2 separate regions of the Homo sapiens genome follow, and region 1 is linked to region 2. A link is an interaction called in ENCODE POLR2A ChIA-PET data of the cell type or tissue named here. Cell type or tissue: HepG2. All regions are shown on one strand. Each heading gives the region's core, and the rest is flanking DNA. Links, peaks and the distances in the headings are about the cores only. Region 1 overlaps IL2RB-AS1 (IL2RB and C1QTNF6 antisense RNA 1). Region 2 has its middle 45 kb from the start of MYH9-DT.

Region 1 (10,366 bases), core at 3,935-6,434, 740 kb after region 2:
ATAGAATAGGAATCAATCCATAATTATTGATTGGGTAAACAAATGACACATGAAGGAAGGAAATTAATCAGTTTTTCTGTACTTCACAGTTTCTTCTTCTGTAAAATAAATATAAGAAAGTGTCTACCTTAAAATAATTTTTAACATTTATAGAGCACCTCCTACGTACCAGTATTTTACATATACTTACTCCTTTAATCCTCACAACAGCCCAGATAGTGTTAATATCATCCCCATTTTACAGGTGACAAAACTGAGGCACAGAGAGTTTCAGTGACCTCCCCTCATTTACTCAGATTTGAACCCAGGCAGTGCCTCCAGCAGCCTCAGCATTAACCACACACTAAACTGCCAGGGGGGGTTGGGGAGGGGTCCTGGAGGTGGTAGCTTTGGCGCTGCTGTAGCCCTGCTGCCCCAAGAGCTTGAAGCCTCGTGAGCAGAGCCAACTATTGCTAAACACTATAACCAGGGGACGCTCAGGGATCCAGCTGCCTCTCACATCTGGGAAGATTTCCTGGAACCAAGACACCCTGGCTGAGTCAGGCACCCGCATCTGACAATATGGCCAGAGAGTTTTTACGAAATGTGAACCAACTGGACTCTCAACAGCTTCTCCCCACCCCACCCCAACCTGTGAGTGGGACTCTGATCTTGCCTGGGGCTCCAGCCCAGCCCCTCAGGGTTCAGGGGTAAATCTCACTTCCCCGAGGTTGGGTTAGGTATGGTTATGTGACCAGCTGTGGCCAATGAGAAGCGAGAAGAGGCTTTTGGACAGAAGAATCTCTGATTCTCTTTCACCCACCCTTGCCACATCCATGAAACGGAAGGGTTCGTCGCTGGGTTTTGAGACTTTTTTCCATGAAGCTGAAGGCCAAGGGAGCTGAAAGCCTTGCCACTGAATGCTGAAACAACCTTCACTGGCTACTTTAGAGATAACATTCATAGGTCACCATGGTAATGGTGGCTTCGGTTGTTTTTCAGGAATTGGGCCAGCTGAAACCAGTTGAGACCCTTCAGCTGGGGAACCGTATATGTGCCCAAGAGATGGCCATTTGATATTGGAGGACCAAAAGCACCACGCTCAGATCAGGCCAATGCATCTGTTTTCTGTATGTGTCCTATGAAATGCCATGAACCCCAACTATGCTTGTACAGAACAAACCGGTTACGTCATTCTTCCCCACTGCCAATCACCTGTCCCCACACCTTAGATCACCCCACTTCTCTAACCCATTCATATCCCTAAACCTTGTCTTTGGGGAGGCAGATTTGAACGCTGTTCTCCCACCTCCTTGCTTGGCAGGCTTGTGAATCAATCTTTTCTCTTTTGCAAATCCCAAGTCACAGCGATTGGCTGCACACTGGCAGAACAGATTGGGACCTGGCGGGTGATACCCAGATATGACACCTGGACCCAGAACAGAAATCTCATGGCCACCATCTTGAGACTGCCATCCTGTGGCCCTGAGGGAAGCTGGCTGTATTAGTTCGTTCTCACACTGCTATGAAGAACTGCCTGAGGCTGGATAATTTAGAAAGGAAAGAGGTTTAATTGACTCACGGTTCCACATGGCTGGGGAGGCCTCAGGAAACTTACAATCGTGGTGGAAGGCGAAGGGGAAGCAAGGCACCTTCACATGCTGGCAGGAGAGCGAAGTGCAGAGTGAAGGGGGAAGGGTCCCTTATACAACCATCAAAACTCGTGAGAACTCACTCACTATCACGAGAAAAGCATGAGGGTAACCGCCTTCATGATCTAATCGCCTCTCACCAGGTGCCTTCCCCAACATGTGGGGATTGCAATTTGGATTACAATTCAAGATGAGATTTGGGTGGGGACACAGAGCCAGATCATACATCATTGGCCTAAGGGCAAATCTGTTGTGCTGAGAATGGAGATATGGGGCAGACCCAGGTCCTTAGCGAGCTGCTGAGCTGCTCAGCTGCTGAATTGACGGACCCTGAGCCGCCCTGCCTGGGACTTAGGGTTACTTTTCTCTCTTGCTGCTTTGGGTTGAATATGTGTACCTTGCACCCAAAAGCATCTTAACAAATACAGAAACTACGAGGCAAAAAGCAGAGGGGGAAAGGGAGACTTCTGCACGTTCTTAGGTTTCAGAACAAGGAGAGCCCCACCAGAAGCTTTGGGAGAGGTTGCCTTGAGCCCTCTCCCGACACTCAGAGGAGCTCAGATGAGCTCAAGGAGCGTCATCCCTGGGTGACGGGGTGGGGAGGTGCAGAGGGGAAACAAGAGATGAGTTAGGATTGGGATTCCTGGCCAAAGTGATCCTGTCTCCTCCTTCCCAGGCAGACCCCCAACAGGTTTGGGACATCCGAGCTTCAGAGGAGCCATTCTTCTCTTCCTGGGCAAAACCCTAGAAAGGCAGCTGAGACCCCAGGGAAGAAATGGCCCCAGGGTGTATCCGGGCAGATAGGGCTGGGTGAGACAGCCCTCAGAGAGGCAAGGAACTTGTGTACAGGAAGCACCCAGGTGTCCCAAGAGGGATGAGGACCCGGGAGGCGCTGTGGGAGTGAGCATGAATCAGGAGGTATGGGAGTGGGACCCGGAGCCCAGAGCAGATGGGACATTGCCAAACTCGCAGAGGAAACGTGGACATGGAGTGCCCCAGCTCCTCCCTGCTGGCAGGGAGGGGCACTTAGATGCAGCCGCAGGGAAATATCGGGGGGCGGGGAGGAATCCCAGCTGCCAAAATCACATTTCTTTGACTTCAGCCCATGGAAATGCCTAATGGGAGTGAAATTTACTCAGAGAACTAAAGCACGGCCTGTTTTGTATACATCTGCATTTGTGGCATCCATTCCTTCCCACCAGAAGCGAAGAGCAGCCAGCCACCTGCAGGAACCGCCCCACCCTCCCACTCTACTGCTGACCTGCAGAGGGTCACCTCTTTCCTCCACGCGCCTACAGCCAGCCCTCTCCAATGACTCCTTCCTCCCGTGAAGCAACCCTACTTCTGCCGCCAATGCCACCACCTCCAGGCTGCAACTCCACAGCCCACCTGACTGTATGCTACGACCCCAGCCCCCAGGTGCTGGTCACCACCGCCTCCTGTCCTCCTGGGTCTGAAGGCCAGCTGCTCCAAAGCCACGCCAGCTTAGCCCCACGCACCCTTGACTCGTGTCCTGGAAATCCCTCCTTCCTCTCTGGCTCCTGCGGCCACCCGCTGGCCTCACCCATAATGTTCTTGACATCTGTTTCTGGTCATGTTAAGTTTCTGCCTGTGTTTCTCCTTTCCTCCAGACGCACACGTGGCAGTATGTGGCTACTGTGACGGGCCTGCCAAGTGGAGGAGGAGGCGGGGAGAGGAGAGGGGGGCTGCAGGGCCTCCTCCCTGGCCAGAGACTGTTGCTTCTCACTTCGCCCCGCACCTTTCCCACGATGCTCAGAGAGGTCACTCATCGAACCCATGCCATTTGAGCACGGCTGTGTGCCAGACACTGCTAATACCGAGATACATCGTCACGTGGAGTCCTCTATCGGAACAAAGCCAAGACTCACAGAGAGGAAGTGACAAGCCCCGGTCATACTATAGGAAAAATAATGTTGTGCGCCCTGAACCAGGAGCTGGTCTAAGGAAAGGGTGTGCTGGGGTCAGAACCCGCAGCCTGGCTCCAGATTCCATACATGCCGGCGTCTGAGCACTCACCACCTCTCTCAGGCTTCCCCAGCCCTGTCCCGTACACTTAGTATTCTCTGGGACAACTGCTGCTAATTTCACGTTTTCTGTCCCACTGCCACTTCTCCATGGGTCCTGGTTTGGGGTTCTGAAAATAGCCATGCCCCTGCAGCCTTGGATACCCTGAAGTCCTCAGTGGGGTAAGAGAGAAGGGCTTTTGCATCTGATATTACAGATAAGGACAATATGGGGCCCAAAAAGGCTAAACGATTTACCCAGCACCCTCCAGTCCTCCAGCCAAACAAGGGACTCTCCTGGGCAGAGCTGCCACAGGAGCCCACCTCCTGGCACCCCGGCCTGCTGGCTTCCCACTGGCTAACGAAAGCCTTGTGGGAGAAACACCCTGGTAGACCCTTAATCCAAGCTGGACCCCGTCCCCCCAACAACCCCCAGCTGCCCTCCTGCCTCCTCTCTGCTGTTGAATCTCTCACCAACTTCAAAGTCAATTGGGGACATGCCTCCCCCTCCAGGATGACATCATGATTCACCCAGTTTCTAGGCGTTCTATGTCCTCCCCTGGACCATGGCACAGGCCCCCTCACTGCCTCCAGCTTCACCCTCTGCAGCCTGTGCTCCACCTGGCTGCAGAGTGATCTGCCTCTTAAAGGCACCCCAGCACCTAAGAAAGAGGTCAATCCTAGACTTAGCCTGACATTCCAGGCCTTTCCTGTCTCAAACCCCATTCTGCTCTCCTTGCCTCCTTTCCAGACATCTATCCAACCTACTGGTCTCTCCCACTGCCCAGAGCATAGACTACATTGGTCCGCCTGCAACCCTTTCCTCTCATCAGCTCCTTGCCCCATGTCAAGTGCCTTTGAGACTCCTATTCACCCTCCAAGGCCCTTCCCACATGTCCCCTCCACTAAGAAGCCTTCCCAGATCGCCACATAAGAATTATCTACTCCCTTCCCCACACTCCCATGTGGCAGAGGAGCTCCTGCGCTCATCTCCCCAGGAAGGCTGAACACTTCCAGACACAACCTAACCTAGCCCATGAAATGGATCCAGCCCATCTATCCAGACAGCAGGTCACCAGGGACACCATCAAGCTAAAATCCCTGCACCAGCTCTGCCCCTGATTTTAACTCAGGCTCCCATCTAATCACCCTTTCCCCCTTAATCTTCCCTGCACTTGCCCCGGGCCACTCAACAAAACGATGGCAAGGTGGGGGTGAGGTCGCCCTGTCTGGGGTACACTCCTTGTCAGGGGTATTTTTCATTTCCCACGGCTGCTTCCCCTCTTGACCACCCTTTCCTTCCCCTTCCTCATTGCCTAACGTTTCAGGCGGAAAACGTTTTCAAAATATGTAACTTAAAGGGATTGCCCCAGAGGTGATTACATGGGCATTCAGCCAGCTTGCTGAGGTCATCAGTACTAAGCATGGCAGATCTCCTGGGGGACGCTGTGCCCCACAGACCTGGCAGCAGGATTGGGGGCCTCCAGTTTCCCAGGACCTTTGACCAACCCCCGCCAAGAACGTGCCCATTGGGAGAAGCTTGTCACAAAGATCTAGTGGCTCTTAGCACCCATCCGGGTGCCATTGAGTCAGAAACCCAGACCTAGCGCAAAAAAACCTGGCCTAGACAGTCCAGAGGCCACATCTGAGCCCTGGGTGGAGGAATGTGTGCAGTGGGTCAGATGGGATGACACAAAGACAGCCGGCCTCTGTTCCCTGAACTAATGTGGCCTGGAACTGTCTGGGGGACTTGGCTTCAGTTTACAAAGGATAAGCTTCAATCCTCCTGCAGGCACTTGGCAAGAAGTTTCAAAGCTTTGCTGCCTCAGCGATCAGCAAATGGCTCATCCTTGTGCTGTACACGACAAAAGGCTCCTGGCTGGCACTCAGGACAGCCTTTGTCCCAAGGCTGGTGAGGCCGATTGTGTACAAATAGAGCCTGGCCCAGAAACACGCTGGAGATCGCTCCCCGGGGTAGCCTCTGACATGGGAGGAGCCTCTTTGGCAAGAGCTGTATGACCCTGAGGTGCAGTGGGAAGCCTCCCTTCAGTGTCAGGGGACCTCCGAGGAAACGGAGACCTGTCTGCCCCTGCAAGGTGGGCTGCTGGGCTGGGCTGAATCCTGGCACAGGTGTATGGTCAGTTCTCGATAGCATGCTTCTTCCACCTGGTGCCCAAAAGCCATGCAACACACCAGGGACAACACAGATAGAGCAGGATGCCCGGTCAAGTCTGTTGGGAAATCAGCGTCGGTCACTTTAAATATACTTATGTGAGTAGCCACCAGGCTAGCCTAGAGAGTCCAAACTTGACGACATATTAGAAAGCCAGGCCGGGCACGGTGGCTCACGCCTGTAATCCCGGCACTTTGTGAGGCCGAGGTGGGCAGATCACAAGGTCAGGAGTTCAAGACCAGCCTGGCCAACATGGTGAAACCCCCATCTCTACTAAAAATACAAAAATTAGCTGGGCGTGGTGGTGGGCGCCTGTAATCCCAGCTACTCGGGAGGCTGAGGCAAGAGAATCACTTGAACCTGGGAGGTAGCGGTTGCAGAGAGCCAAGATTGCGCCACTGTACTCCAACCTGGGTGACAGAGAGACTCCATCTCAAAAAAAAAAGAAAGCCAGATCCATCAAGATGCTCCACTGTACAATGTAGTAGTGTGTGTTTTCCCACAGAGAAGATCCAACAGTTCTCTCATCATAATTAAACGCAAAACATGCGACAGGGTCCCCGGGGCGGGAGGTGGGGGGGCTTGCGTGTGCCTCACTGGAGCATAAACGGCACAGGTGCTCAGCTCTGCGCCACACAGTTGGCGCTCAGCAGATGCTGAGCATGAACGCGGCACTCATCAAGCAACCTGGCATCTGATCCTTATGTCCACCGCATGAGGTAGATTACCATTGTCCCCATTTTACAGACAGGAAACCGAGGCGCAGAGATATGGGGACTTGCCCGAGGTCACAACCAAAGAGTGACACGGCTGACTCTATGCTGGTGCCACTAGCTCCAAGGCGCGCCAGCTGCGTGAGTGACCTGGGGGCTCGCTTCTTTGTGGGCAGGGAGCACGCAGAGTGGGCAGAGGGAGCCGAGCAGAAAGAACCAGTCTGAATCGCCAAGAGGAGACAGCATTCTTTAATCATGCTGGACGGCAGGGCGTGGCGGGGTCAGGCAGGGGCAGGATCAGGCAGGGTGGTTTATAGCACAGGTCTTCCTGGCACTTGGTCAGACCCTGTTTCCGTCATCTGGCCATGGAGCCACGGCTCCTCGGCTGTGAGCACCAGAGATCACCCCCCGGGGCACCTCAGCCCCAGAGTCTGCATGAGCACCAATGGGCGGAGGCCGCCTCCCTCTGGGGAGAAGGGCAGGCCACCTGGGTTTGGAAGGCTAGGGGAACACCAGGCCACCCCACCCTGGAAGAAGAAACGGAAGGCCTGAGGTCCCTCCTTTGCTCTAGCTCCCCAGACCTGCTGAGGGCTCTAAAGCCTGGGGCTTCCGTGGCCCTTCTCCTGCAGGTGTTTGTAAAGGCAGCACCAGGCCGGAGGAGGGCTCTGAGACGAGGAGCTGCCCACCCGGGCCTTAGCACCTTGATAAAGCCTGGAGAGTCGGGGCACTGGGCCGGTGAGAGGGGCATGAGGGGCAGAGAGCACCTGGGGACAGACATCAGTGTCTGAGGGCAGCTGGAGGCCCTGGGGAAACGGAAGTTCAGATGACTTTGGTGGAAGGGACTGAGCAAGGCCCTGGCAGAGCCCTGGGAGGAGGCAGGAAGGGGATCCCAGTGAGGAGGGCAGGTCTTCTCGCAGGATGCCGTATCAGCTGTGGGGAGAGCTATGGGTGTGGGTTCCATTCTTCGGGGGCCACTTCACCCCCCAAATGCCCCCACACTCCTGGGTCCTCTCCTCACAGAACCCTTGACCTGGCCAAGGCCCCCTGGGGTTTGCTGTAACGATGAGCACTGGGCAGGTGGATGAGGAACGGGAAGGAGATACCTGCCCCTGCCACCGGGACCCCGTCCCACCAGCCTTGGGGAGCAGTGGGTAATGGAGGACCAGCAGCACCTGAACACCCAGAACACAGGCCCCCATGAGCTCTGGGTCTGCTTTAAAACCTATGTACACATCTCTCCCCGCCTGGGCTGGACTGGCCAGTCACTGAGGGCAGGGGCAGGGCCTGTGTCTGACCCCCTCACCCTTCCCGGGACCCAGCACAGAGTGAGTGCTCAGTGTTTAATGAATGAATAAATGAACGGTGGCTGCAGTGGTGCAGGCCTGAGCAAGAGAAGAGGGGGAAGGGGTAAAGAGAACATAGCACGGGGAGCCCTGGAGGGATGAGAGAATTTAAGAATGTTGGAATTGGCCAGGCACGGTGGCTCACACCTGTAATCCCAGCATTTTGAGAGGCCGAGGCGGGTGGGTCACCTGAAGTCAGGAGTTCAAGACCAGCCTGGCCAATATGGTGAAACCCCATCTCTACTAAAAATACAAAAATTAGCCAGGCATGGTAGCAGGCGCCTGTAATCCCAGCCACTAGGGAGGCTGAGGCAGAAGAATCGCTTGAACCCGGGAGGCAGAGGTTGCAGTGAACTGAGATTGCACCACTGCACTCTAGCCTGGGCAACAGAGCAAGACTCTGTCTCAAGAAAAAAAAATGTTGGGAGAATTCTAGAATGTGGGGAGGATTCCAGAATGTTCAGAAAGTACTAGAATATTGAGAAAGTCCTAGAACCTGGTTGCTCCAGTGTGGTTCATAGACTGACCCCATCAGCATCACCCAGGAACATATGAGAAACACAGAATCCTGGACCCACTCAGACCTGCTGAGTCAGAATCTGCATTTAACACGAACCCCGGGTGATTCGCATGCATTTCCAAGTTTGAGAAGTGCTGGGCTACGAGGCTGGGAAAGTTCTAGAATATTTAGGTTAGCAAGCTTCTTAAAATAGGTCCAAGAGAGAAGAGAGGAGCAGAAATAGGCTGGGAGGGATGATGGCAGCCAAGATAGAAGCAGGGTCTCCCCAGAATGCCAGGTCCCCGGGGACCTCCCTGGCCTTCCTGCTTCACAGCAGTGCAAACTGAGCCCTGCAGGGGACGGGACCAGCACCTGAGCTCTCCAGCCGGGAGGGTGGCCCAGAGGCCCTCAGTCGTCCTCGGCCTTGATGAGGTGGCCGCTGAAGGTGATGTAGGTGTCGAAGTCGTTGCTGTAGATGGCGTTCTCGCGCTGGCGCTTGAAGAGCCGCACCCAGACGCGGTCCCCGTAGGCCAGGTCCAGCATCACACTCTGGCTCTGCATGATGCTGCGCTCGCTGGGCTGCGCGTACAGGATGACAGCCTCTTTCTGGTTATGCATAATGTGCACGTACGTCTCCTTGTAATTCCAGCTGTGCACATTGAGGCTGAAGAAGTAGATGCCACGCAGGGGAGCAGCAAACTGGCCGGTCGCCATGTCAAAGCACCCATCAAGGTTCACAAAGACCCTTTCGAAGAGCAGCGTCTGGAAGTCCTCGCCGCTGTGCAGGGCCGTCTTGCGGCCCACTGAGAAGGCGAAGAAGCGCTTCTGGCACGGGGCGCCGGGGCTGCCCATCTCCCCCTTGTCACCCTTGCTGCCCTGAGGGCCAGGCTCCCCTTGGGGACCCTCCCTGCCCATGTACCCTGGCAGGCCCATTGGGCCTGGGTCCCCTTTGTCACCTGTGGGGATAAAAAGGGGACAAGTCAGGGTGGACATCTGAGCCTGCTCCAAGGAGGTGCCCACACTCATCTGTGACGGCTCTGCCCCTGTCCTGGCCCAGAGAAGAAGCCAGCATTTATTTAGCACCTACTGTATGCCAGACATTGCCTCCCCACATGCCTGCCTAAAGAAAACATCATGACCGTCTTCACTTCACAGAGAGGGTGAGTGACTCACCCCGGGCCACACAGTGCAGGAGCAGAAGAGGCAGGACTTAAAATATGGTCTGTCCCCAGGGTGACTTGACTTCCCCTCACCCAGCAGGGAGGGTCCGACTGGTGTCTCTGGGAGGCCAGGCCCAGGCCCCCACCCCAGGACCACAGCGCAGTCCAGGCTGGCAGGGATGTGGGGTGTGCTGGAACATACTTTGGGTTTCTGACCCAGGGAAGAAACCAAGAAAAATACATTTGCCCACCTGGAGGAAAAGCCCAGGTTAGGAGCCAGGAAGCCCTTGGTTGGCAGTCCTGCCCTGTGTGACCTCGGGCACTCCACGGCTGGGGTCTCGGTTTTCTGGTCTATATTTTAAAGAGGATTATGTCCACCTCAGGGGTGTTTGTGAGCCCTCAACAAAATGTCCTGTGGGAAAGCACTTTGCAAACTCTGCAACTAAGAGGCAGAACAGTTCACCCAGCACGGCTGGCCCATCCCGACCTGCTCTGAGGTCTGGCAGCATCTACAATGGCCCCCAGGCAGGCACAGCCCTGCCCGGCCCTTAGTCCAGGCTGACTTTCAACATAAGAAAAGCAGGTGACCACCCACGCCTGGAGGGACCCGACCTCACATAGCTCCCTGCCACCTGTCACAGTGCCTGGAGTCACACGAGCAACCACATCCTTGCATGGGCTAGAAGGCCCTGTGTTTTCCACAGGGGGGGAAGGGGACAGAAAGGAGGGCACAGGCCCTTGAGGTGGAAGCCCAGAGAGCTGGGCAGGGCAAGGCCACAGCTCTGCAGGGTTCTGGCTCCACCGCCTGGCTGGAGAACCACGT
Region 2 (10,366 bases), core at 6,162-8,661:
AGCCTGGGAGGCGGAGGTTGCAGCGAGCCGATATCACTCCACTGCATTCCAGCCTGGGTGATAAACAAGAGTGAAACTCCGTCTCCAAAAAAAAAAAAAAAAAAAAAAAAACACCATAAACTTGGTGGCATCAAACAACACAAATGCGTCCTCTTATGGTTCTGGAGGTGAGAAGTCCATTGGGAACCTCACCAAGCCCGAGTAAAGTCAGCAGGGCCTTGATCCTTCTGGAGGCTCTGGAGAGAATCCACTTCCTGGTCATTTCCAGCTTCTGGGGCCATCCACCTTCCTTGGCTCCTATCTCCTTCCTCCTGGCTTCAAAGCCAGATGCCATGCTCCGTCTCCGTCTCTTTTCCTCCCTCTTCCACATTTAAGGACCCTGTGATTACATTGGGCCCACCCACGTAATCTAGGAAAATTTTCCTATTTAAGGTCAGCAACCTTAATTTCACCTACAGCCCTAATTTCCCTCTGCTATGCAACCTAACCACAGCTTCCAGGGACCAGAACCTGGACAATTTTCTGCCTACCACACCTTTCAAAGGAAGAAGGTTTTATGGGCCTGACTCAGTTTAATCTTCCCAACAAGCAGAGGTGTGTGTGGGGCTGGTAGATGCGGTGTTTAGGGCTGTTAACCCATATTACAGATGAAGAGATTAAGGTTAAGATCACACCATCATTAAGCATTGGAGCTGAAATTCAGATCCGGGTCTGACCTCACATCCCATGCTCTTCCCACCTGCAAGTTTTCTTTGAGACTTCAGGACTATAGAAAAGCAACACATTGCCGGGGGCGGTGGCTCACGCCTGTAATCCCAGCACTTTGGGAGGCCGAGATGGGCGGATCACCTGAGGTCTGGAGTTCGAGACCGGCCTGACCAACATGGAGAAACCCCATCTCTACTAAAAATACAAAATTAGCCAAGCGTGGTGGTGCATGCCTGTAATCCCAGCTACTCGGGAGGCTGAGGCAGGAGAATGGCTTGAACCCGGGAGGCGGAGGTTGCTGTGAGCCGAGATCGCGCCATTGCACTCCAGCCTGGGCAACAAGAGCAAAACTGCCTCTCAAAAAAAAAAAAAAAAAAAAAGCGGCACATTATTTAATTCACTTAATAAATTTGTAGGCCAGGTGCGGTGGTTCATGCCTGTAATCCCAGCACTTTGGAGCCGAGACAGGCGGATCACCTGAGGTTGGGAGTTCGAGACCAGCCTGACCAACATGGAGAAAGCCCGTATCTACTAAACATACAAAATTAGCCGGGCTTGGTGGCACATGCCTGTAATCCCAGCTACTTGGGAGACTGAGGCAGGAGAATCACTTGAACCCGGGAGGCAGAGGTTGTGGTGAGCTGAGATGGTGCCATTGCACTCCAGCCTGGGCAACAAGAGCGAAACTCCGTCTCAAAAAATAAAATAAAATAAAATAAAATAAATAAATAAATAAATAAATTTGTGGAGCCCTCATACTGTTCGTAAAGCAAAATGCTGACTGCCGTAGAGGGATACACAGAGACTGAAAATGTGGGCTCTTAGGTTGAGCGCAGTGGCTCATGCCTGTAATCCCAGCACTTTGGGAGGCTGAGATCATCTGAGGTCAGGAGTTCGAGACCAGCCTGGCCAGCATGGTGAAACCTTGTCTTTACTAAACAACAACAAAAAAAAACAGCTCAGTGAGGGTAGCTATTGTCATTACTACTATTTTAATTATTTTTTAAAAAAATTTTCCCATGTTTTAAAATCCTCCATTCATGGCAAACTATTAGTTAATTCTTTTTTTTTTTTTTTTTTTAGATGGAGTCTTGGTCTATTGCCCAGGCTGGAGTGCAGTGGTGCAATCTCGGTTCACTGCAACCTCTGTCTCCCAGTTCAAGCAATTCTCCTGCTTCAGCCTCCCAAGTAGCTGGGATCACAGGCATGCACCACCACACCCAGCTAATTTTGGCATTTTTAGTAGAGACGGGTTTTGCCGTGTTGGCCAGGCTGGTCTGAAACTCCTGACCTCAGGCGATCCACCCGCCTCGGCCTCCCAAAGTGCTGGGATTACAGGTGTGAACCACTGCACCCGGCCGGCAAACTATCTGAATTCTGATCAGGATTCTGGGATAAGACAGCAAGATGAATGGTGTTGGATGCTTATAAAAGTATCCTTTTTTTTGGGGGGGGGGGTTCGGGTAAAAAAAGTACTGAACAGGGAGTCAAAAAATCCCAGATTGAAGGTCTTTTTTGTTCCCTAATGATCAATGAATCTTGAGCAAGCCACTTCTTTGCTTGCCTTGGTTTCTTCATCTTTAAAAAAATTATGATTTTTATTTATTTATTTTAGTTTATTTATTTTATTTTTTGAGACAGAATTTCGCTCTTGTTGCCCAGGCTGGAGTGCAATGGCATGATCTTGGCTCACCTCCCGGGTTCAAGTGATTCTCCTGCCTCAGCCTCCCGAGTAGCTGGGATTACAGGCATGCACCACCACGCCCAGCTAGTTTTGTATTTTTAGTAGAGACGGGGTTTCTCCATGTTGGTCAGGCTGGTCTCGAACTTCCGACCTCAGGTGATCCACCCATCTCGGCCTCCCAAAGTGCTGGGATTACAGGCATGAGCCACTGTGCCTAACCTATTTTTATTTTTATTTTTTGTAGAGACAGGGTCTTGCCATGTTGCTCCTCGCCTCAAGCAATTCTCCTTCCTCAGCCTCCCAAAGAGCTGGGATTACAGGATTACAGGCATGAGCCACCGTGCTCAGCCAGTTTCTTCAACTTTAAATGGAACGATGAAGCATGCCTGCCTGGCTTCTGGATTTGTGTGAAGATCAAATTGAATTAGGTCCGAAAGTGCCTTTTGCAGGTTGTAAAGAGCCATTCGGACATAAAGGCTCAGTTTGTCTTCACCATCTTCCCAGGAAGCATCTGCTGAATGGGGTGACCAGTAGGTCACCGGAATGAGTCACCGAGGTAACACACTAGCAGTGCCGAATGAACAGCGGCTGTCATATTGACCCACTAAAACACCAGGTGGACAGGGGATTATCATTGGAGGCCCAGAGTGCTTAGGTGACGTGCCCAGGGTCTCACTGTTACAGAGGGGGCTTAGGGTCTGGGATGGGCCCAGGACTTCCCAACTCCTGGCCCTGTCCTTGCTGCTCCCCGACCCTGCCCATTCCAAAGGTAAACTGAGCCAGTGGTCCTCCATCTCAGAGCAGGCCTGAGTGCGTGCTGACCCCAAGCCAGATGCAAGAGTTACCCTAAAATCTTCCTGCCCTAAGGGCTTTACAAGTTGGTTAGTCCTGGGATCTTTCCATGTAGCTATACGTAGCAAACCATGTCTCCCAAGGACGTCCTACCTGGAACGCCAATGGGCAGGACAGAGAAAGTGGAGTCCTGAGTCTCACCCTTACCCACCGCATCAGCTCCGCAGCCTTGGGGTTTTTTGTTTGTTTGTTTTTGAGACGGGGTCTCACTCTGTCACCTAGGCTGGAGTGCAGTGGCATGATCATGGCTCACTGCAGCCTCAACCTCCCGGACTCAAGTGATCCTCCTGTCTCAGCCTCCTGAGTAGCAGGACCATAGGCATGTGCCACCATGCCCCGCTAATTTTTTCTATTTTTTGGTAGAGATGGGGGTCTCACTATGTTGCCCTGGCTGGCCCCAAACTTCTGGGCTCAAGTGATCCTCTTGCCTCAGCCTCCCAAAGTGCTGGTATTACCGACATGAGTCATCACCGATACCTGGCCCCTCGGGCCTTCTTATTTTTCTCAAGTATCTCATGTTCACTGCCCCTCACCCAGGCCTTTACTTCTCCTCCTCCCTCTCCAGAGGCAGTGTGCCTAGCACTTAAAAGCAGGGACTTCAGGCTGGGTGCAGTAGCCGTGCATCTAGTCCCAGCAACTCAGGAGGCTGACGCAGGAGGATTGCTTTAGGCCAGGAGTTGGAAACCAGCCTGGGCAACCTAGTGAGACTCATCTCTACAAAACAAAAAAGCAGGAACTCTGGAGTCCAAATACTGGTCCCTGCACTTATCTGCTGTGTGTCCTTGGACAAGTTACTTACCCTTTCTGGGCTCTGGCCCCTTCATCTGTGATATGGGGGTATCGTGGTAGCACAATCACAGCGCTGTGTGAGGAATAAATGGGAGTCCTCACATCCGGCCTGTAGCAGCGCCTGAGCCCCGGCGCACACCCCCCAGGCTCACTGTTTACTTCCCACAGCATAGATGTGGGCCCTCCTGGAGGCCATTTCTGATACCCTACATCCTACTTCTCCGCCCTGCATCCGATCCATAAACCCTCATGGAGTGCTCCCCGGTGCCAGGCTGGACTAGACATGATGCGGAGACTAGCAGGAACCAGACAGGGCCTCCTCTGGGAGCTCTGAGACAGGAGCTCAGAACCCTGTGCGGGAAGCCCCAGGAACTTGCTCTTGAACATTCTCGGGCTCCCCAAGGCCTCCTTCCCTGGGAGCTGAATGAATTGGCCTCACCTGCCAGTCCCCAGGTGACCCCCGGGAAGGAGCTGAGAGCCTGGGACGGGTGCTGGGTTCCTTCTTCATTTTGTTCCTCTGGGTCTGTCCCTGTGCTGAGAAGAATGGCCCCTGGCCCTCTTAACCCAGGAATGCTGAGCATTTCTTAACACCACTAAGGAGGAAGGGGCGGAAGCTTCCTCCCCCAAGCTCTAGAAGGATCCAAATTATTTGCTAAAACCACAGTCCAGGCGAGGTCTGGGCAGATGGGGTTCTCAGAAACCAGGCAGAGATTCTGGCTCCGATTACTCTGTGGGGAGCGGGAAGGGCAGCTGTCCCTAAAAAGGAAAATTAGCCACGCATGGGGGTGGATGGATGGAGGTGAGACCGGAAAAGAACTCTTCTCCGCAGGGCTGTGGGGCTGCCCTGGACATGCATGGGCAGCTGGTCCTCCCAGCCCAGGCCCCTTCTCATCCCACTCCCTACTCCAGGTCTCCACCAGGTCATCCTTTTCTCTCTTCCCAGGCCTTATTTGTCAAATGCCTCTTTCTAGGACCTCTGTTGGCTGGAGTCTGGTCTCAGATCATTCATTCCATAGCTATTTACTATGCGCCAGAAGCTGCACTCACTGGGGGTCCAGGCAGCTCAGGGACGGGGACAGTGTGCTTCATGCGGGCAGGAGCTATGTCGTGTCTTCCGTGGTGTCCCCAGGGCCTGGCTCAGCGTGGCCACAGGCTAGACACAGGAGCAGGACTTGGCAGGGTTGGCCCGGCTTTCCCAGCACCTCCAGGCCCACTCTTTGTCCTCACCTGCATCCCACGGCTCCTTCCTCTCCCCGTCCCTTCCCCAGCTCTGCTCCCCCAGCCCCCACTCCCCTGTTTGCTCAGCTGCCTGTGGGGGCCTGCACTCCACCTCCACTGGGCCCACAGCCAAGGTCAACAGGACCAGCCTCCTGGCCCTGGAGATGTGGGTGCAACACAGGCTCCAACTGAAGGGCACCAGACTCCCCGGACTATTCCTGGGCCGGCTCTCCCCTACCCACCTCCGCCACATTCTGAGTGGTCTCCCAAATACAGACCCAGGAGGCCAATCTCCTGGGCTCCTGTATCAGTCAGGGCTTAACCAGAGAAACAGAACCTGGAGGAAATATAGAGGCAGAGATAAAGATGGACAGATAGATTGCAAGGAATTGGCACATGTGATTGTGGGGCTGGCTGGGAAAGGCTGACAGGTGCAGGCAGGCCAGCGGGAGGGGCGGGCTGGGGCTCAGGCAGGGACTGAAGCCGCTGGCCGTAGGTGGAATTTCTTCCCATCTCCAGATTCCTAACTCCGTCACATCTGCAAAGTCCCTTTTGCCATGTAGGTTAACACATTTGCAGGTTTGCGGGATCAGGACATGGACATCTTTGGGTCATTATCTGGCTCACCGCAGCCCCAGAGGGCCTACTGCCCTTCCATTTGTTCATTCACTCATTTCTTTCTTCCTTCCTTCCTTCCTTCCTTCCTTCCTTCCTTCCTTCCTTCCTTTCTTTCTTTCTTTCTTTCTTTCTTTCTTCTTTCTTTCTTTTTCTCTTTTCTTTCTTTCGTTCTTTCTTTTTTCTTTCTTTCTTTCTTTCTTTCTTTCTTCTTTCTTTCTTTTTCTCTTTCTTTCTTTCTTTCATTCTTTTCTTTCCTTTCTTTCTTTTGAAATGGAGTCTCGCTCTATTGCCCAGGCTGGAGTGCAGTGGCGCGATCTCGGCTCACTGCAACCTCCGCCTACCGGGTTCAAGCGATTCTCCTGCCTCAGCCTCCCGAGCAGCTGGCGTTACAAACGTGAGCCACCACGCCTGGCTAGTTTTTGTATTTTTAGCAGAGACGGGATTTCACCATGTTGGCCAGGCTGGTTTCAAACTCCTGGCCTCAAGCGATCTGCCCTCCTCGACCTCCCAAAGTGCTGGGATTACGGGCGTGAGCCACCGCGCCCGGCCTCATTCACTCATTTCTTTTCCCAGGGTCCACCTACCCAGGCTAGGCCTGCTGTGCTGAGGACACCGAGGGAGGCAGACCGTGGCCCTGCCCACCATAATTAAGTGTTGGAGGCCACTGTCTAGGGGTAGAAGCAGCCACAGAAACATAGAGATACAGAGAAACAGGTGACTCAGTGAGGTCAGGGCACAGGACCTTTATGACATGTGGGGAGGGTGAGGTCTGAGAATGGAGGAGGGAAAGACCGGCTGTGTGGAGGGAAGGGGGTGCCTGTGGGGCCTCGCCCCTGGAGCCCTGGGACCCTCCTGCGCTAGGGGTGCAGAGTCCACAGCGAGGGACAGTGCACAGTTAGGCAGGCTCTATGCAGTCAGTTTTACTCCAACCCTTTGTTGGCAAGAGGGGAGGGAATCGGTTATATTAAAACAAACACAGACAGAGCAGGGAGTGCGAAGGCCACGTTCATAAGGTTCCTTCAGTAAACAACAAAGACCTGGAGAACTGTCGAGTGAGCCTCTAGTTCAGTTCCTTGACCCGCCTTTTCCCTCCCCACTTTCTCCTGTATCCCACCAGCTCCTCTTGCAATGAGGCACTGCTGTGGGTTTGAGAAGCGCTGAACGGCCCAGAGCTCAGCCTGGACTAGAAAGACTCAGGTGCGCCAGGCGTAGTGGCTCACGCCTGTAATCCCAGCACTTTAGGAGGCCGAGGCAGGCGGATCACCTAAGGTTGGGAGTTCAACACCAGGCTGACCAACATGGAGAAACCCTGTTTCTACTAAAAATACAAAATTAGCCGGGCGTGGTGGCACATGCCTGTAATCCCAGCTACTCAGGAGGCTGAGGCAGGAGAACTGCTTGAACGTGGGAGGGGGAGGTTGCAGTGAGCCGGGATCGCGCCATTGCACTCCAGCCTGGGCAACAAGAGCACAATTCCATCTCAGAAAAAAAAAGAAAAAAGAAAAAAAGGAAGGCTCAGGTGCTCCTTCATTCAACCACAGTCACAGAGATGCCCAGCCAGGTTCTTCCTGCCAACATGCACGTCTGAGGCAGGGACCTGGCCGAGGGCTGGCTGGTCAATAAAAGGCCCCTCCCTTCACGGCCTTCCCTGTCCCCACCTCCTAACCTCTGGTTTTCACCAGCTTCCTCTAGCTTCTTTTCAACACAGCTTTCACTGCTGGCGGCCTCTGTGTCTTTGATATCCCGCTAGGTGCCGGGCTCTCTGCTCAGCAGTGCGGATGCAAGAGGAAACCAGGGTGGCCCATCAAAGCAGCCCCTGGGTTTGAATCCTGGCCCCACCACTTAAAGCGGAGTGCGGGAAGTTTCCTTTCCTCGTCTGTCAAATTAGGGTATTTCCCCACCCTCACACCTGGCTTAAGGCACTCATCTTCAGCTCAGGAGGAATCCTGCTCACAGTTACAAAGGCTCAGTTACTCAACCTCCTGCTGCAATAGATCACACCCTCCACTTCAAGAACAGTCCCCAGAAAAGCAGCCACTGTGACTGCCGGGTTCACCACAGCGTCGCCAGTGTCTCTCACCGGGTCTGGCACGCGGCAGGGGCACAATAAATACCCCCCCTTCATTCCTTCAGCTTATGCATATTAATCATCAGACAAGTGCTAAGACTTAGGCATATCTTTTCTCATTTTCCAGCTGAGCAAAGTGAGACTCAGAGAGGTCAAGTGGCTTGCCCATAGTCACACAGCAAGTAAGTGACTAAGCTGATATTTAGAACTAGTTCTTCCACCAGACTTTTTCCACTTGACCCAAAGTGTCAAAGTGTAGAAATATGGAGGCAAGGAAAGGGTTGGTCTTTTGGGAAGATGACCAGAACAGCAGATGAGAAATGGGCTGGGGCAGGTTCCCTATGGGCATTGAAGGTCAAGTGGGGGATAGGAGGGCTTAGGCTGTCATCCTGTAGGCCACAGGACTGGAGGTTTGTTCCTGCTTTGGGCCCTTGTAAAACTAAAGTGGAGGCCGGGCATGGTGGCTCACGCCTGTAATCCCAGCACTCTGGGAGGCCGAGGTGGGCAGATCACCTGAGGTTGGGAGTTTGAGACCAGCCTGACCAACAAGGAGAAACCCCATCTCTACAGATACAAAATTAGCAGGGCGTGGTGGCACATGCCTGTAATCCCAGCTACTTGGGAGGCTGAGGCAGGAGAATTGCTTGAACCTGGGAGGCAGAGGTTGCGGTGAACCAAGATCATGTCATTGCACTCCAGCCTGGGCAACAAGAGCGAAACTCCGTCTCAAACAAACAAAAAATAAAGTGTCACAGGCAGACGGCTTATCACACTACTCAGTTTTCTTACCTGAAAACATGGCACAGATGTACTGATAAGGGTTAATAATCCCAGTGGAAAGAGTTTGAGCCTTGGCGTCAAATATATCTGGGTTAAAATTCCAGCACTACCACTTCCTGGTTGGGGGACCTCAGCAAACAATAAAATGATTTACCCGTCTGCCTCTCAGTGTCCAGCTCAGGAGAATAGGTCTGATCTTTTTTTTTTTTTTTTTTTTTTGAGACAGAGTCTCGCTCTGTTGCCCAGGCTGGAGTACAGTGGCGCAATCTCGGCTCACTGCAACCTCCATCTCCCGAGTTCAAGTGATTCTCCTGCCTCAGCTTCATGAGTAGCTGGTACTACAGGCATGCGCCACCACGCCCAGCTAATTTTTGTATTTATTTATTTATTTTTTTAGTAGAGACGAGGTTTCAGCATGTTGGCCAGGCTGTTCTCGTACTCCTGACCTCAAGTGATCCACCCGCCTCAGCTTCCCAAAGTGCTGGGATTACAGGCGTGAGCCACTGTGCCCTGCCTGATCTTTTTATTTATTTATTTTTTTCCCAAGACGGAGTCTTGCTCTGTCACCCAGGCTGGAGTACAGTGGCTTGATCTTGGCTCACTGCAACCTCCACCTCCCGAGTTCAAGCGATTCTCCTGGCCCATCCTCCTGAGTAGCTGGGATTACAGGCACGTGCCTCCACGCCCAGCTAATGTTTGTATTTTTAGTAGAGATGGGGTTCCACTATGTTGGCCAGGCTGTCTCGAACTCCTGACCTCAGGTGATCCACCCACCTCGGCCTCCCAAAGTGCTGGGACTACAGGTGTGAGCCACTGCGCCTGGCCACTCTATGGGCTTTTCATTTCTTTCTTTCTTTCTTTTTTTTTTTTTTTGAGACAAGGTCTCACTCTGTCACCCAGGCTAGACTGCAGTGGTACAATCACAGCTCACTGTAGCCTTGACCTTCCAGGCTTGAGCCATCCTCCCACCTCAGCCTCCCAAGTAGCTGGGACCTCAGGCTCATGCCACCATGCCCAGCTAGTTTTGATTTATTTTTTGTAGAGATGAGGTCTCACTTTGTTACCTAGGCTGATCTCGAACTCCTGGACACAAGCATCTTCCTGCCTCGGCCATCCAAAGTGCTGGGATTACAGGTGTGAGCCACAGTGCCTGGCTTCTTTTTCTTTTTGTTTCTTTTCTTTTTTTTTTAAGAGTCAGGGTCTCAAGCCGGGAGCGGTGTAATCCCAGCACTTTGGGAGGCTGAAGTGGGTGGATCACTTGAGGTCAGGAGTTCGAGACCAGCCTGGTCAACATGGTGAAACTCCATCTCTACTAAAAACGCAAAAATTAGCCAGGTGTGGTGGTACATGCCTGTAATCCCAGCTACCAGGAGGCTGAGGCAGGAGAATTGCTTGAACCTGGGAGGCAGAGGTTGCAGTGAGCTGAGACTGAGCCACTGCACTCCAGCCTGGGCGATAGGGCGAGGCTCCGTCTTAAGAAAAAAAAAAAAAAGTCAGGGTCTCACTCTGTCACCCAGGCTAGAGTGCAGTGGCATGATCATACCTCATTGCATCCTCCAATTCCTGGGTTCAAGCGATCCTCCCACTTCACCCTCCCAAATTGCTGAGATTACTAGTGTGAACCACCACACCTGGATAATTTAAAAAAA

What was found. ChIA-PET counts read pairs that join two places held together with the same protein. Peaks named below come from ENCODE experiments on the same cell type or tissue, not always from the same donor. Only the 100,000 strongest peaks of a DNase experiment are listed, where the experiment ranks them.
Region 1: POLR2A ChIA-PET joins it to region 2 with 5 read pairs; 1 of 35 experiments calls an interaction of 5 or more read pairs at or near these places.

Annotation. Positions count from the first base shown.
Region 1 is chr22:37,173,397-37,183,762 of GRCh38, forward strand. IL2RB-AS1 (IL2RB and C1QTNF6 antisense RNA 1) reads left to right here. Exons shown (of 2, transcript NR_199008.1): 2 at 9,033-10,366. It overlaps C1QTNF6 (C1q and TNF related 6), which reads right to left. Exons shown (of 3, transcript NM_031910.4): 3 at 6,770-9,339. The coding sequence ends at 8,792. It also overlaps a transcript of IL2RB not described here. Among named protein-coding and RNA genes, the nearest start is that of C1QTNF6, 9.7 kb to the right of the region's middle. RefSeq lists a promoter at 1,598-1,856 and enhancers at 6,230-7,090, 7,091-7,950. In HepG2, for the core only: no CTCF peak of the experiment used is centred there; DNase peaks (open chromatin) are centred at 5,045 and 5,365; H3K27me3 peaks cover 648 bases.
Region 2 is chr22:36,428,118-36,438,483 of GRCh38, forward strand. No RefSeq gene overlaps it. Among named protein-coding and RNA genes, the nearest start is that of MYH9-DT, 45 kb to the left of the region's middle. RefSeq lists enhancers at 3,865-4,500, 7,528-7,657, 7,679-8,314. In HepG2, for the core only: no CTCF peak of the experiment used is centred there; DNase peaks (open chromatin) are centred at 6,714 and 7,574; H3K4me3 peaks cover 1,312 bases.